Linked DNA regions of Homo sapiens: region 1 is linked to region 2. The links are chromatin loops, found by intact Hi-C in ENCODE. Cell type or tissue: PC-9. All regions are shown on one strand. Each heading gives the region's core, and the rest is flanking DNA. Links, peaks and the distances in the headings are about the cores only. Region 1 has its middle 12 kb from the start of SNX10. Region 2 has its middle 56 kb from the start of MIR148A.

Region 1 (8,707 bases), core at 399-8,398, 390 kb after region 2:
GTTGATGGACTGGTGTTTTCACATGAGTGGTAAATTCAAAATTATTATATATTTATTCCATAAAGTTATTTTTCTTTATTTTATTTTATCTAAATCATTAATTTTGTTATCATCAAGATTTTGACATAATTTGTCTTCTATCAACAGTAAGTATCTAAAGAAAAATAAGATGTAGCTATAGTCAAATGAACAAAATTTGAATATATTTTAATCAAAAGTTCCATATGTGTTATCCAAGTTATTCATCTTCTAACACATTCAATATCACCTATCAAAATTTAAAAGCTAGGTTGAGCACGGAGTCTCACACCTGTAATCCCAGTGCTTCGGGAGGTCGAAGTGGGATGATTGCATGAGCCCAGGAGTTTGAGACCAGCCTGGCAACATGGTGATACCTTCATCTCTACAAAAAAAAAAAAAAAAAAAAAAAAAAAAAAAAATTAAATTAGTCTGGTGTGGTGGTGCATGTCTGTGGTCCCAGCTACTCAAGAGGCTGAGGTGGAAGGATTGCTTGAGCCCAGGAGGTGAAGGCTGCAGTGAACTGTGTTCGAGCTACTGCACTCCAGCCTGGGCGACAAAGCAAGACCCTGTTTCTAAAAAAAAGAAGTCAATTGCTTTTTTCCTTCTTTCTGGCATTCAAGATGTCGAAGCAAGGATGTGGTGAGTCCTCTGGTGCAAAATTCTGGATTTCCTTGGGTCTTCTGGTAGGATCCCTGATCAACAATGCTGACAATACAGGAGCCAAAAATCTGTATATCATCTCCGTGAAGAGGATCAGGGACGGCTGAACAGACTTCCCTGCCAGTGTGGGTGACATGGGGATGGCCACAGTCAAGAAAGACAAACCAGAGCTCAGAAAAAAGGTACATCCAGCAGTGGTCACTTGACAACAAAAGTCATATGGAGAAAAGACGGTGTGTTTCTTTATTTTGAAGGTAATGCAGGGGTCATAATAAAAAACAAAGACGAGATGAAGGGTTCTGCCATTACAGGACCAGTAGCAAAGGAGTGTGCAGACTTGTGGCCCCGGATTGCGTTCAATACTGGCAGCATTGCATGATTGTCTGGTATATTTGTAAAAAAAAATCCTAAAACCCATTAAAAAGTATTTGTCCTCTGCCCCCTCAAAAATAAATAAATAAATAAATAAATTTAATTAAAACATTAAGCAGAGGTGTGTTTCTTGACAAAAAATTAAAAAGCAAAAATAAATCTTATTTAATAGACTTTTTTCCTTTCTTTTTTTTTCTTTTTTTTTTTGTGAGACGGAGTCTTGCTCTGTTGCCTCGGCTGGAGTGCAGTGGTGTGATCTCGGCTCGCTGCAACATCTGCCTCCTGGATTCAAGCGATTCTCCTGCCTCAGCCTCCCGAGTAGCTGGGATTAGAGGCACCCGCCATCATGCCTGGCTAATTTTTGTAGAGACGGGGTTTCATCATGTTGGCCAGGCTGGTCTTGAACTCCTTACCTCAGGTGATCCACCAGCCTCAGCCTCCCAAAGTGCTGGGATTACAGGAGTGACCCACCACGCCCAGCCAGATTTCTTTTTTCTTTTCTTTTTTCTTTTTTTTTTTTTGAGACCAAGTTTTGCTCTTGCAGCCCAGGCTGGAGTGCAGTGGTGAGATCCCGGCTCATTGCAACCTCTGCCTCCCAGGTTCAAGCGATTCTCCTGTCTCAGCCTCCCGAGTAGCTGGAACTACAAGCGCACACCACCAACCCGGCTAATTTTTTTGTATTTTTAGTAGAGATGGGGTTTCATCATGTTGACCAGGCCAGTCTCAAACTACTGGCTTCAGGTGATCTGCGCACCTCGGCCTCCCAAAGTGCTGGGATTACAGGCAAGAGCCACCGAGCCCAGCCTAAACATCAAATATTGAAAATAAATTATTTAGGGCCGGGCACAGTGGCTCACGCCTTTAACTACTGATACACTGTTGTGTGTTCAAACTGTGTTCACATAAGGCAAACGCCAAGCTGTAACCAATTCAGCTGTTTCTTTTTCTTTTTTTTTTGAGGCAGGGTCTCACTGTCGCCCAGGCTGGAGTGCAGTGGCGCAATCTCGGCTCATTGCAAGCTCCGCCTCCCAGGTTCACGCCATTCTCCTGCCTCAGCCTCCCGAGCCGCTGGGACTATCAGGCGCCCGCCACCACGCCCAGCTAATTTTTTTTGTATGTTTAGTGGAGACGGGGTTTCACCGTGTTAGCCAGGATGGTCTCGATCTGCTGACCTCGTGATCTGCCCGCCTTGGCCTCCCAAAGTGCTGGGATTACAGGCGTGAGCCACCACGCCCGGCCAATTCAGCTGTTTCTGTACAATTGCTTGAACCTGGGAGGTGGAGGTTGCAGTGAGCTGGGATCGCACCACTGCACTCCAGCCTGGGTGAGAAGGGCAAAACTCTTGAGTCACTGCTCCAGCTACTCCTACCCTGTCTCAAAAAATTTTTTTGTGTCTCAAAAAAAAAAAAAAAAAGAAGTACAGAGTCCTCAGGCCATGTTTAGTTTGCTTTAACAATATAGAAATCAGGCCAGGCGCGGTGACTCACACCTGTAATCCCAGCACTTTGGGAGGCCGAGACGGGCGGATCACGAGGTCAGGAGACCGAGACCATCCTGGCTAACACGGTGAAACCCCATCTCTACTAAAAAATACAAAAAATTAGCCGGGCGCGGTGGCGGGTGCCTGTAGTCCCAGCTACTCGGGGGGAGGGGGGGAGGCGGGGCGCTGAGGCAGGAGAATGGTGCGAACCCGGGAGGCAGAGCTTGCAGTGAGCCGAGATCGCGCTACTGCAGTCCGGACTGGGTGAAAGAGCGAGACTCCGTCTCAAAAAAACAAAAACAAAAACCAAACAATATAAAAATCAGTATTACATTTCACTGGCGTTATGTCTAAAGTCACACACGTAGAAATTTAATGGTAATTTGAATTGCTTAATATTGCAAAAGTACTGTAAATTGCTGCAACTACTTTACGAATTCTTCCTGCCTCCAAAACATGATTTGAAACAGGAAGGGAAGAAAATGGAAACCTGGTACTGAGAAATACTTTATTATGCAAGAATATACTGCATTCCTCCTATTCGAAAGGAAGGACCTGAGAGGTAACTTTTCTTGTTTAGTACCCAGTTGCTGCTGCTCAAATCCTCCCTGCACTTGGAAGCAGTGAGTCTCTGATTTTGTCAGTGACATAACCCACAATTTAACCCACGAACCTCACCTCTCCAAAACGTAGGTGCTTTTGTACATGGAAATGTTACAAAATAAATTTTAACACATTGAAAGCTAGTGTTTATCCATGTGGTCAAATTGACTTATTTTGTATAGACCTCAGAATAAAACTTGATCTCAGTCTCAAGGAATGTCCTCTAAGGCCACAGACTGTGTGCAAGTTGTGCCATCAGCAACCCTAGGGGTCACTATTCACAGGGTAGTATATTTGATATTTTTAAATGATAATTTTCCAGCAGATGGCAGTAAATTGTCTGGAAGAAAGGTAACCTTTAAAAAATTCTCACAAAGGTATTATATAGGCTAGCTGCTATGTTGGATCATTCCTCTCCCCAGAGGTAATCTCTTATAAAAGTTTGAATTTGTCCTTCTAGACCATATATTCACATACATAAATATATGTACATAGAAAAATAGAAATTTTATTATTTTAAAACTTTTTGAGAGGCTTTGGCAGGAAGATCACGAGGCCAGGAGGTCGAGACCAGCCAGGGCAATGTAGTGAGATGCCACTGTCTCTACCAAAAAAAAAAAAAATTAAAAACAAAAAACAATAAGTAAATAAATAACTGAAAAAAAACTTTTAAAATATAAACAGTAGTGAGGCAGAATAGGGTCTGGAGGCAGGGAACCTAAGGCCGATTCATACTGACTTCCTAGAACTAAATCAAAAGGAAAACCCCAACTTTCAACACCTAAGTATCAAAATGACCAAACGCTACTCCCTTTGCAAACCACCCCTGTCCCCCACTTTCTGCTTGGCAGATGGAAAACTGAAAGTACCTCTGATTGGTTGCTTTGAGCAACCAATCAGATGTTTGCATAGGAGTGTAACTTTGTAATTTCACTTTAGCCTCTGATTGGTTGCTTTCTGCAACCAATCAGCCCGATCGTGGGCCACTACTTTATTTGCATGAGGTATCCACCAAATGGCCAATGGAAAACCTCTAGAGGATGTTTGGACCCCAGAAGATCCTGCAATCAGGGCCCTTGAGTCACTGCTCCAGGTACTCCTACCCTGTGGAGTGTACTTTCATTTCCAATAAATCTCTGCTTTCCTTGCTTAATTCTTTCCTTGCTTTGCTTTGCATTTTGTCTAATTCTCTGTTCAAAACGCCAAGAACCTGACAATTTGCAGTCAAGACCCTGCACCTTTAACAAGTAGCGCACTATATTTTCTATCTTGCCTTTCTCAGTATGCCTTAAAGATCTTTCAATGTAACCATATGTAACCCTGGAACTAGACCAATCTGGTTCAACTTTGTCAGCAACAAAATGTAACAAAATGATGAGTTGTTTCTCAGCTCCTAAGGACACCCAGGTTGCAAGTCACCTAACCTGAGTATGGCCAGAAGAATCAAGCAGGCCCAGGTCCTGACCTCAGAGCCAGCTGGAATGAAAAAACCAACCACAGGCAGAATCTAAGTGCTTTGGATCAAGCAACAGAGACCACATTAAAAAGCAAGGGTTGCCCTGTTTTGTTGGAGTATGGACTTTTCTAAAAGTTGAGGACCCAACATGACCCCATTGCATGATCTCATCAGATCACTGCTTCTTTGCATGAACCTAATCAGGTCACACCTTTATCTCATCTTCCTATATCCTCCATTGTTCCCCTTTGCCCATAAAACCTGCCCCAGACCCCTGCTTGAGAGACAGATTTGAGAATTGCCTCCTGTCTCCTTGCCAGTCAAGTTGCAATGAAGCTTTTTCTTTTCTCAAAAGTCAATGCCATATCGGCTTCTATGTGTGTTGAGCAGCTAGCCCTTGCTAATTTTAAAATCTGATGTATGATATTCCACACTATGAATATACTATGGATTATTTAAACATTTCTGTATTGGTGAACATTTAACTTGCTTCCAGTTTTTTGCTGTTACCAACCATGCTGCAGTGTCTACCCTTGTACATATCTTCTCAGGCACATGCGTGAGGGCTTCTGTAGGAGAGATACTAAGAGGTAGTATTGCCGGGCCATAAGGCACATATGAGTTTAGTTTTGATAGTGAGGTAGGAGGTGGGACTCAACTCTGGAGGAAGGGCTTGGACACCAGACCAAATTGAGGACTAGCTTAAACAGGGCCAGGGTGGAAGCAGCTTTCCATAAGACATACCCACCGGTGTGCCATTGCAGTTTACCGTTGCTATGGCAACATTCAGAAGTTACCTTCCCTTTCCATAGCAATGACTCGATGACCTGGAAGTTACCATGCTTTTCCTAGAAATTTCTGCATCAACTCCCCCTTAATTTGCATGTAATTAAAAGTGGGTATAACTATGCCTGCTGAACTACCTCTGAGCTGCTATTCTGTACACACAGCCTATGGGGTAGCCCTGCTCCACAGTTGCGGTTGTACACTGCTGCTTCAATAAAAGTTGCTGTTTAACACTACCAGCTCACCCTTGAATTCTTTCCTGGGTGAAGCTAAGAACCCTCCCACGCTAAGCCGCGATTTTGGGGCTTGCCTGTCCTTTCAATAGGACATTGCTAAATTGCTCTCTAGAATTGCTTTTCCAGGTTGGGCGCAGTGGCTCACATCTGAAATCCCAGCACTTTGGGAGGCTGAGGCAGGCAGATCACCTGAGGTCAGGTGTTCAAGACCAGCCTGGCCTACATGGCAAATCCCTGTCTTTACTAAAAATACAAAAATTAGCTGGGCATGGTGGCCTATGCCTGTAATCCCAGCTACTTGGGTGGCTGAGGCAGGAGAATCGCTTGAACCTGGAAGGTGGAGCTTGCAGTGAGCCGAGATCGCGCCACTGCACTCCAGCCTGGGTGCAGAGCGAGACTTTGTCTCAAAAATAAAATAATAATAAATAAATTTTAAAAATTGCTTTTCCAATTTATACTCTCACGAGCAAAGCATGAAACTACCTGTTGTCAATATATGATATTCTCAATGCAAAAATTTTTTGACTTGGCTGGGTGTGGTGGATCATGCCTGTAATGCCAGTGCTTTGGGAGGCTGAAGTGGGAGGATTGCTTGAAGCCAGGGGTTCGAGACCAGCCTGGGCAATATAGTGAGACCCTATCTCTATAAAAAAAAAACAATAAAAATTAAAAAAATTTTTTGGGCTGGAGTCAGTGGCTCACACTGTAATATTGGCATTTTGGAAGGCTGAAGTGAGTAGATTGCTTGAGCCCAGGAGTTTGAGATCAGCCTGTGCAACATGGTAAAACCCCATCTCTATGAAAAATCCAAAAAATTAGCCAAGTGTAGTGGTGTGCACCTGTAGTTCCAGCTACCCAGGAGACACATGGAAGAGTCACCTGAACCTGGGAGGTTGAGGTTGCAGTGAGCCATCATCACACCACTGCACTACAGCCTGGGCAACAGAGACAGAGTGAGACCCTGTCTCAAATATTTTTTTTACTAAACTGTTGGGAAATGGATTCTCCTTTTATGTTTATTAGTTATTGGTACTTCCTCTTTTGTGAGCTGTCTGTTTCTATTGAATGGGTTAAGAATATGACACCCCTGGCTGGGCGTGGTGGCTCATGCAAATCCAAGCACTTTGGGAGGCCGAGGCCGGAGGATCATTTGAACTCAGGAGTTCAAGACCAGCCTGGGCAACATGGCAAGACCCTATCTCTACAAAAAAAAAAGGCTGGGCATGATGGCACACGCCTTCAATCCCAGCACTTTGGGAGGCCAAGGCAGGATGATCACCTGAGGTCAGGAGTTCAAGACCAGCCTGGCCAACCTGGTGAAACCCCATCTCTACTAAAAATACAAAAATTAGCCAGGTGTGGTGGTGGGCACCTGTAATCCCAGCTACTCCGGAGGCTGAGCCAGGAGAATTGCTTGAACCTGGGAGGGGGAGGTTGCAGTGAACTGAGATTGCACCATTGCACTCCAGCCTTGGCAACAGATCAAGACTCTGTCTCAAAACAAAACAAACAAACAAAAATTATCCGGGCATGGTGGTTTGTGCCTGTAGTCCCAGCAACTTGGGAGGCTAAGGTGGGAGGATCACTTGAGCCTGGGAGGTCAAGGTTGCAGTGAGCCATAATTGTGCCACTGCACTCTAGTCTGAGTGACAGAGAAAGACCCTGTCTCAAAGAAAAAAAAAAAAGAATACGACCTTCATTCAGTTTCTTAAAAGCAGGAGATGAAATTCTCATGTGAAAGATGCAGCATTTTTTTGGGAGGCTGAGGTGAGAGGATTGTTTGAGTCCAGCCTGGGGAACATAGCAAGATCTTGTCTCTAAACAAACAAACAAACAAACAAACGAAACCCCCCAAAACCCCCACAGCATTCTTTTTTTTTTTTTTTTTGAGACAGAGTCTCCCTCTGTCACCCAGGCTGGAGGGCAGTGGCGCGATCTCGGCTCACTGCAAGCTCCGCCTCCCAGGTTCACGCCATTCTCCTGCCTCAGCCTCCCAAGTAGCTGGGACTACAGGTGTGCACCACCACACCTGGCTAATTTTTCTTTGTATTTTTTAGTAGAGACGAGGTTTCACCGTGTTAGCCAGGATGGTCTTGATCTCCTGACCTCATGATCCTCCTGCCTCGGCTGGGACCTCCCAAAGTGCTGGGACCACAGGCATGAGCCACTGCACCTGGCCACCCCCGCAGCATTCTTATCAAGGATAGAAAGTTGAGACTGAGAAACTTCTGTACAGACCTTGTTAAAATAACTTTAACTGCTTCTGGGTCTTCATTTCCTTATGGGGGCTCCCATGCCATGTAAAACTTGTATTAAATAAACTTGCATGCTTTCATCCTGTTAATCTGTCTTACGTCAATTTAATTCTCCAGCCCAGCCTAAAAGAGGACAGAGGTGGAGTTTTGCTGCCCCTACAATACCTTCAGTGCTTGTCTCTTTGTGTATATAGATATATATATTTGTGTATATAAATAAAATATTTATAAATATTTATTTATGTACTATACTCTATTTTCTGTATAAATATATAGAAAATATATAAATATATCTTATAAATATATACATACATATATTTATATATCTTATAAATATATACATACACATATTTGTATATCTTATAAATATATACATACGCATATTTGTATATCTTATAAATATATACATACATATATTTGTATATCTTATAAATATATACATACATATATTTGTATATCTTATAAATATATACATACATATATTTGTGTATCTTATAAATCTATACATACATATATTTGTGTATCTTATAAATCTATACATACATATATTTGTGTATCTTATAAATCTATACATACATATATTTGTGTATCTTATAAATCTATACATACATATATTTGTGTATCTTATAAATCTATACATACATATATTTGTGTATCTTATAAATATATACATACATATATTTGTGTATCTTATAAATATATACATACATATATTTGTGTATCTTATAAATCTATACATACATATATTTGTGTATCTTATAAATATATACATACATATATTTGTGTATCATAAATATATACATACATATATTTGTATATCTTATAAATATATACATAC
Region 2 (8,707 bases), core at 500-8,499:
CTTACCCTCCAGCCCCTTCTTATAACAGATATTCTGTAAAGCGTCTTTTTTTCTTCCCAGAAATGAAATTCGGAGATAATCTACCTAAGCACATAATTTCAACAATGACAACACCATCAATACAATGCCCTATCTGTAACAGAAAGGAAAAACAAAAGTAATTTGTGATAAAAATATATACATGTATCAACAAGTAAATGTTCCAACTGACTACCAGAAGGCACACAGCCATGGTCAGCACTTGCCCCCTGTGTGGAACCCCATGGGTGCTGCAGGAGCCCCACAGTGTGGCCCCACAGAGCATCCTGTTCAGGTGATTCAGATAGCATGGATGACATTCATCCCATACAGAAGAAAAACTCTTAATGAAACCCTGAACACAATGAAATACAATCTTCTCTTGATTTGCATGGTGGAAAATTCAGAGCCAAAAACTAAACATTTACATACTTATATGAATATAAAACGAAACATATAAACACACACATACACGTGCCTTTGTGTTTAATTATAAAACAGACTCGGGAACGAGGCTTAGATAATTATAACCAGCTTCCTCACTTATCAGTGACTGTCTGGTGGGACATCTGACAGACGTGCAGGAGGCAGGACAGCCTTTGGCTGTCAGAGGACAGTGTGGAGAGGAGCATGGTGGCATTCCTCCAGGCATTACTCTTAGGCATTCTGGGATCTCCAGCAACACTGGCCTCTGCCCACGGAATATCTTCATTGCCCACTCAATTTTATGATGACAAAAACGTCAGTCCAAATTTCCAAAACACCATAGGGTTGATACCCACACCCCTCTGAGAAGCTCTGCCCGTGCCCCAAGCTCCTTCGGTGCATGGACCTCCTTGTATCTACAGTCCTGACGCAGTCCTCTGGCTGCAGGTGGTGAGCCCTCGACCCATGCTGATGAGTGGGGGAAGGAAGGAACAAACAAGCAACAGGAAGACGTTGTACAAAGAATTAAACGACACCAAACTTACTCATAAAACCCTCCAGAGACCAGGATTTTAGTCCCAGCACCCAGTACTAGGTTGGCATGGGAATGAAGTCAAACTCATTCAGTCTCTCATTGTTTCCATGTTTGTATAAAAATGAATATTTTTATATTTATGTATAAAGAGGAATGAATTAATTTACTTCCTAAAAATACATAAACACATACACACATATATATTCAAACAATGCTAAAACCTGAAAACAGCACATAGTATTAACTAATTACAGCTATATACAATTTCTGTCAATACACTGAAAAATTTTGATGTGAATTTAGAGATGCAGAGAAGTTGTTGTTTTTGAGATTTTTAAACCTTTAAAACTGAATACAGGATAATTTTTCTTTACTGCAGAGAATAAACATGGAAACCACTATTTGTCTTTCCCGTGCTACAGAACAGCGAACCAGAATCTGAAAGACATTTTTCATCCATAAAGTCAATAATCAATACCACCTAAAAACAGGAGTTGAGTTTGTGCTAAGGGTGTTAAGTAGGTTGCCTTGTTTAGTCCTCAGGACTCTGCAAACAAAGCATCTCATCCCTATTCTGCAGATGAGCAAATGCAGGCGCAGAGAAGTTGGTGATGAAACTGAAACCCTAATCCAGGTCTTTCTGACTCAGAGGCCAGTTCTGTCAACCACTACTTTGTCCTCCCACTTGGCTAGAATGAGGACACTAATGCCCCTAATTCAACTGTACGTTACAAAACAAGTTTTCAGTCCCAGAATCACAGTATTATGGGAAATATTTGGGTTCCTTTACCATTTTTTAGTTCTGTCATCACCAAAGCAAGAAGATGTTGGCAGAGCTGTCCCCAGCCATTCTCCTTGTCCTTCATTTGATGGCTATTTTCTAGCACCTTCCATGCACATGAACCATGGTGACAAGGTTCACATGGGCTGTCAGCAGGACACAGTCCTGCCTTTGTGGAGCTAGAAGAAGGAGCAGACATTAATCGTATAATCATATAAAAATATACATAACCAGATGCTATAAGATGGTTTGGAGTTGCCATGAGATTATATGCAGGGGCCTGGCTTGATCTCGAGCTTTTATGATGTGAATCATTTTCCCTTTAATAAAAGTCAAGTATCATTTACAAGGCACTTGCAATGTGCCAGCCCCTCTGCCAATCACATCCTATACACCTTCTCCAATCCTGGAAAGTAGTTTCATCATGCCCAGTTCACTGGGGAAAACACTGAGGCTTCAAGAGGTCAGGAAACCCGCCCAAAGTTGGCAGTGGGCAAGCCAGCCTTTCAGGGAGGTCTTGCCAAGTGCCGAAGCTCCAGTCTCTTCTCTGCTCTGCACTCCTGCCTGCAAGGGTCTTCATAAACGTTGGTGACTATTGTCACAAAGCGAGAAGAATTTGAGACATGCACTGTCCTTCCACTGAGAATCTGTGGTCAACCTCAGCTGGCTCCCCTCCAACCCATGTTCTCTGGGCTACTGGGCTGCACGTATCCCTCTCTGGCCTAAACCCTGCAGAGCACTCCAGGCTCTTGTTATAAAACTGTTTGGCTCAGTAGAGCATGTTGGGGACCCTCTCTAGGTTGACCTCTCCTCCCCTCCATATCCCTGCTCCAAAGAAGTGCTCTGCTGGCCCTTCCTGTGTCTGTGATGCCCTGCATCTCTTGCCCACCTGGCTGACTCCTATCTTCCAAGGTCATGTCCTCCAGGGAGGCCTCCCCTGATTCCTTCAATCTCACAGGCTCCTTCCTGCATGCTCTCTTTCCAGCGCAGCCTGCATCCCCTGGACTGCAAATGGCGGGTGTTGCCAACATGTCCCCCTCCTGGGCCTGGAGCTCCTGAGGGTCAGGGATTCCACCCAGGCCAGGCCTAAGCCCAGTCCCTGGTGCTCAGAGCCACCCATTAAATACCTACAAATTGAATTAAATTGACTTTCATCTTCACAGAAGGTGGTGAAAGAAGACCCTTCTTTTTTCATAGCACTTTACCATGTTGGCTGCAGCATTTAGAGTTAAGCCAGATTCATTAACAAATACTAACAATCTAAAACTCTCAGTGATTGCCTTACACCATTTTCACTTGCCAAATATGTATAATTTGACTAGTTTCCCCTTCCTCAAAATATGAACATCCTTATGGAATAAATTTCAACACTTTTTTAACATAAAAAATACTGTCTTTTAGAATATTTTAATTTTATTCATAATCTTTATTCTATTTCATAGACTAGCTCACATGTCTTTTATTTAACTGAATGGGTATCAAGAAAAAATAAAGAATGGTTCAGTTATTACATGTGATAATTAATTTCTGAAATTAAAAAATGTCCTCTGTCCAATTGATTTGCAAAGAATAGCTTAATGGACAAAAGAAACTGCATAATATGCCTTCTGGAAAAAAAGCCAATAATTTTTTGGAGCTAAAAGGCTTCTTTTCAAGATAATGATTCGTTTCAATTTTTAAATCTTATACCAGGGTTAATATAAAATTATTTTTACATTGTGCTGGTAACCCATTTGAAAAAAGGCCTGAAAGAAAGTAGTCCCAGCTTCCTGCGTCCCCCACTTCCCCTCCAAATCAGCCAGGGCCCCAAAGTCCCGGACTCAAATAAATCAAGATTATGCTAATAACTAGAGCTAGGTGCAATGGCAGACTTTGACAATTCCAGGCAAAAGACACCAGAGGGCACTACAGGACCACGTTTTGTAATTTCAGGCGCCATTTTACCCTTGGATTTGAACAATAATTTCTTAAAAAACTGTTAACCTTCTGAGATCCGTATGTGGATTTATTTATTGCTTTCAATATCTTATCGCCACTAAGCTTAACTAGCTAGGCTTGGAAGGTTATTTTAAAGGACAATGCCCTAAAAAGGCAGACACAATTGGGCTTCCTCTTTATTTTACCTTCCTATAGAATGTCGGCATGTGTATGAGCGTGTATGAGCGTGTGTGTGTGTGTGTGTGTGTGTGTGTGTGTGTGTGTGTGTGTTTAGCAAACATTTATGATTGAAGAAACCATTCAGGGAATCCAAAAACTAAAATGCAGGATTCCACTGCCTCCCCTCCACCCACCCCGCAAAAAAAAAAAAAAAAAAGTGACGTTTCAGGCCAAAAAATTGTTTTCGTTGTTATTACTTCTGTAACTGTCTTCAATCACCTATTAATTTAACCAGCAAATATTTATTGAAGCCCCTAATGTGCCAGTCCCTGGGCACACCATGATACCTGAGCCACATCTCACCCTGCAGGGTCTCACCCATGATGAGAAGGCAGTTCTCTTTACTCCTGTCAGCCAGATTTAGTCTTAGAGCATCAATATCCATAAGTGAAAAGTGACACTTCAGCTTAGATTATTTCTCTTTTCACTGCCCTTCAGAAAAATTTTTTTTTTTTTCAGAAGAAAATAGGATTTTAAAATCACTGCTTTCTAGATGTGACCATCTCAGCCTGAGCAAGAAGGATCAAAACTCTCTTGCTGGAACTGCCTTCTCAGTGACTGAATTTTTATGAATCAAATAAAATGGTTGCTTGTGGGTTTGGGGAATGCTTTTTTTCCTTCCAAAGTCCCATATTGATTAGAATGAACTACATCGAAATTTAACAAGTGACAGAAGAAAGTGCCACCACTCTTGGCGTCTAATGAAGCTGTTGGGCAGTGCTGCCATCCAGAGTGGGGGAAATGGGACACAGGAAGTCTGTTTCCTCCTCCCCCAACAATACTCCCAGCCCCATTGGTTTGTACAAACAAACATGTGAGACCACGTGGTAACATAGACAAGTTACATTCCTTACCTCAGGTAATACCCACAAGATAGCCCCATTTACCAGCTGAGCAAACTGAGGCTAAAGGTTACTTCTTTGCCCAAGGTCACACTGCCAATATCCAAACCCAAGTCTGTCCACCTCCAAAGATCATGTGCCTTCTGCTACCCAGTGTAAATAACCCAAAAGAACTCAAAGACTGTTTTCTTTGAAGATAGGTGAGGCAGACACTGCTGTGTGCTTGCCCCGAGCCATCCTATCTGCTTCCTGTGCACACAGCTGGACTACATTTCCCAGCTCCCCTTGGGGGAAGGTTGGCCCTGAGAGTGGCGTCTAGCTAGTGGAATGTGAGTGGCAGTGAGGCCTGCCCACCTCCTGCACAGTCCTTCATTCTCTCTCTCTACCTGTCACAGCCAGATGCAGAGTACTCAGCAGCAAACATTAAGGCCCTTAGGGATGGTGGGGCCACAGAATGAAAGGTGCCTGGGTCCCTGAATCACTGCATGGAAGCTGTCCAAGAAACGCTTTCAGTGGTCCAAGAGCAAGAAATAACTTGTTTTGTGTTAAGCCACTGTGACACGGGGTTGCTTGTTAAACAGTTAGCCTTTGATACATAATACACAAGGAAAGAAAATGGCTTCTGTGAAGGTGTCCATTTGCCCACCAGGGGACTTGCCTAGTTCTGTGGTGGTGAATTTGTTCACAATTTCCCTGGGCGTCAGGAAAAGAAGACATTGAGCTAAGTGATCTCTAAGGTCTTTCCCCGACCTGAGAAAAGCCTGTGGTTCTGTGGTTCCCCTCTCTCACCCGCCGGATCCCGTCTCCCACCACTCATATCTGCAGGGGCCAGCTAAGTTACCTGGACCAGGAGGGACTTAGCCCAAACTCCTACCCACCCAGGAGTCTTCCTTCCCACATAACACCTTCCCTGTACTCTGCTGGGCAGCTATACACAGATATGCCCCCTCGGCAGTGGCAGCAATATGTAAGATGCCCCGGCAGGAGGACGGGGGGCTTCACATGGCCTTGTGCCACCTGTCCCAACTTTCCCTGCCCCCTGTGTAGCCTGTGTGGGAAGATGAGCACCTTCCTCCAAGAAAAAGGCTGGGTATAGACCAAGACCTGGAAAACTGCTGGGTATCCGAAGAGTGAATATGAGGAATTCTGCTCTTTGAAAGCACTGCTTCTTCGACTGATGTCACTAACATCCATGAAATATCATCCTTAAGCTATTTTAAGTCTACCTCCAGTGACTCATGGGATCTCCTTTTCTGTCACTGAACGTGATGTGCTCAAAATGAAGATAATGTTAATATAGGGAAAAGCAGAACTGAGAGTTTTAATGACACAGACTCCTGGCCAGATCAGGAAAGGAGGGTGTAGTTCGCGGCATTTGTGATTCCGGCTGGGTCTCCGGTGCGGAAATGAAACTCGCCCCCTGCTGGCCCGCCCCGGCGCTTTCAGAGGGAAGGGGAGCCAGGACGCCCGCGGGGATGGCTGCCCAGCTGCGAGTCACACACGAGCGTCGCCCACGCCCGGCGCCCCCGCACTGCCCATGATAGGGACCTACTGAATTGGATACTAGTGGTGTTTCTGGAAAAATCAGGGAGGATTGAGACCTGGGTTTTCGAGTGACAAATTGGTGATGCAGATGAAAAATGCAGGACCCAGTTGCATATGGTGGCAGTCTTTGGCTGCCTGGAGAGAAAGAGAGAGAGAGACCGCGCGCTCACTATCAATATGATTAACTATTATAGTGCGCAGTGTTTGGGGCTATCCATTCCTTTTCCTCCTTCTTCTATCACAGATTCCTCCCTCTCTGATTTCAGAAGGAGGAGTTAGGGAGGGTCGGGTAAGTGCCTGACCTAGGCCACTCAGCATCCCCCTTCCTCCACCAGAGTCCTTGGCCAACTAAAAACCATTCCTGGGAATCTTCTGCGGAACCCTGCCCCTCTACCCTCCAGCCTGCCAAGCCTTTTTTCTGTCCCCTGCAAACTAAAGAATCCTGACTACCAAAGCTATTGATGGTTCCCACAATATGTATTGTTTGAATCCACTAGCACCTGACACAACCCAAATTATGAATTACCATAATTACCAAGGGTAAAACCCAAGGTTAATGATGAAACAAATTAGTGCACAGTTAAAAAATATAAAAGTGTTCTATAACTACTACAAAATGAGATAAGGTTAATTAAAGTAATTTTCAAAATATTAACAGAACCATAGTTCCAGCAAGTATAGGAACATTATCAGCGCATTTGCATCATTAAAGGATTTAAACAATTTATAGAGCCATAGATAGAACACTTACATTTGTGAAGGTCAAAAAAAGGATAAACTATTTAGCTTTATTTTTGTAAGCCTATTTCGTTTTCTACATACTGTGGCATTATTATATCTAAGAGTTAAACTGCTCTAAGTATTATTTGTAGATATCTATTTATGAAAGAGGTTATCTTGCTTATAGGAAAAATAATGGATTAAGCTTAACCATTCACAAATGGACAGTTATTTGTAGGTACTTAAACGTGAAGATCTATCAGAGCATGGTAATTTGTCATTTTTTAGTGCTTATTTGACTGTCTATAAGAGCACAGTTGAGTACAAAATGACGATGTTTCTGTAGTGCCACTGCTAGTTTGATTGATAATGAGAAGATACAGCTACCATTTTTAATTTTTAAAATGCAAGATTATTCTGGAGTAAATTAACCTAATCACACAGAGCAAGTAAATTAATGTCAGTTCCTTACTTAATTGCAAAAATAATATTAACCCAAAGAATCTAAATCCACTTCTGACACATATTCAATTTTTATAATGTTACATAGACAGTTTTTCTGGATTATATGTAATGGTTTCCAGCATTAGCTTCTCTGCTAATTGGAAACGTTGGGCATGGGAGCATACATATTCCAGTGGTGTTGAAGAAGGTTGCTTCCAGAATTGATCTAGCTATATTACAATTCGGGCACCATCAAAGAACCATTGGGTATTTTTCATGGCAAGCCTGCCATAAACTCACCCAGTGAGAACTTCTCAGGGCTTTCATTCTCCTGGCGTAAGTGGGTTTTTTCCAAAGCAGACCAACAGCTCTCACTTGAGAACTCAAGTTTTCCAGCTCTCATTTCCCCAGTCTGCCCCAAGCGAGTCAAACAGTGTCAGTACTGTCTCCCGCAGCACCTTGAGGGCTGGTGCCTGTGTTTTCCCGAAATGAGGGTAGACGTGGTTCATGCAGACTGGAGGAGAGTCCCTGAACTCACAAAATGTCTCCTCGGCCTTAATGCTTTCCAAGTTGGGAGATTTATGTTGCAACCTTGAGAAGGGCAGAGTAAATACAGAGCCTGCCAGCTATTTGTTTTCCTGTTGATGAATTCCCCAAATTCAGACTGGAAGCCCTCCAAGAACTGAAGTCTCTTCAAAAGGCAAAGTGTTAACCCTGAATCCTTCAGCTGCTTTTGCCACGTCTTTCTCCCCCACCCAGAAAGCTCCAAAGTATCTCTGAGGTTGTGTTCGCTGTATATGAAGCTCTCCGATGACTCTTCCTTTTTATCACACAAAACAAGCCAGGGCCAAAGACCACGGAGGAAGAAACCAGCTTACCACATGGTGCAGGGATCTTGCAAGAGCTTCTCCTAGTGAGGCTCCCTAGAGCCTCACTCCTACACATTCAGTATAGCTTTCTTTAGTCATGAAAGTGATTCCACTACCTAGTCAAACTTTGCTAGCTTGAAATATTTGCCACATGCTCTATTGCAATTGTGGTTTTCATCTTTAAATCATACATCCTTAATCTTCTCCTTGGAAATGTAACAAATTAGCACCATATTTTTGTTTGTTAGTTTTTCCTGAACATGAACCATACAGTTTATGAACCAATCTAGATAAAATGACCATTTTTAATCCCCAAATCACTCTTTATTTTTAGTGTTTAGTCTCACTGGCTGCTTTTATAATTTAAAAA

The links. Peaks named below come from ENCODE experiments on the same cell type or tissue, not always from the same donor. Only the 100,000 strongest peaks of a DNase experiment are listed, where the experiment ranks them.
Region 1: it touches region 2 in a loop (5-fold over the local background); 16 of 110 quality-filtered maps call a loop at or near these places.

What each region holds. Positions count from the first base shown.
Region 1 is chr7:26,275,554-26,284,260 of GRCh38, forward strand. It overlaps the pseudogene RPL23P7. Among named protein-coding and RNA genes, the nearest start is that of SNX10, 12 kb to the right of the region's middle. In PC-9, for the core only: CTCF peaks have their summits at 3,403 and 3,614; a DNase peak (open chromatin) is centred at 3,398.
Region 2 is chr7:25,889,354-25,898,060 of GRCh38, forward strand. No RefSeq gene overlaps it. Among named protein-coding and RNA genes, the nearest start is that of MIR148A, 56 kb to the right of the region's middle. RefSeq lists enhancers at 3,634-3,713, 5,907-5,996. In PC-9, for the core only: CTCF peaks have their summits at 3,663 (motif pointing right), 3,864, 6,170 (motif pointing left) and 6,373; a DNase peak (open chromatin) is centred at 3,658; H3K4me3 peaks cover 612 bases.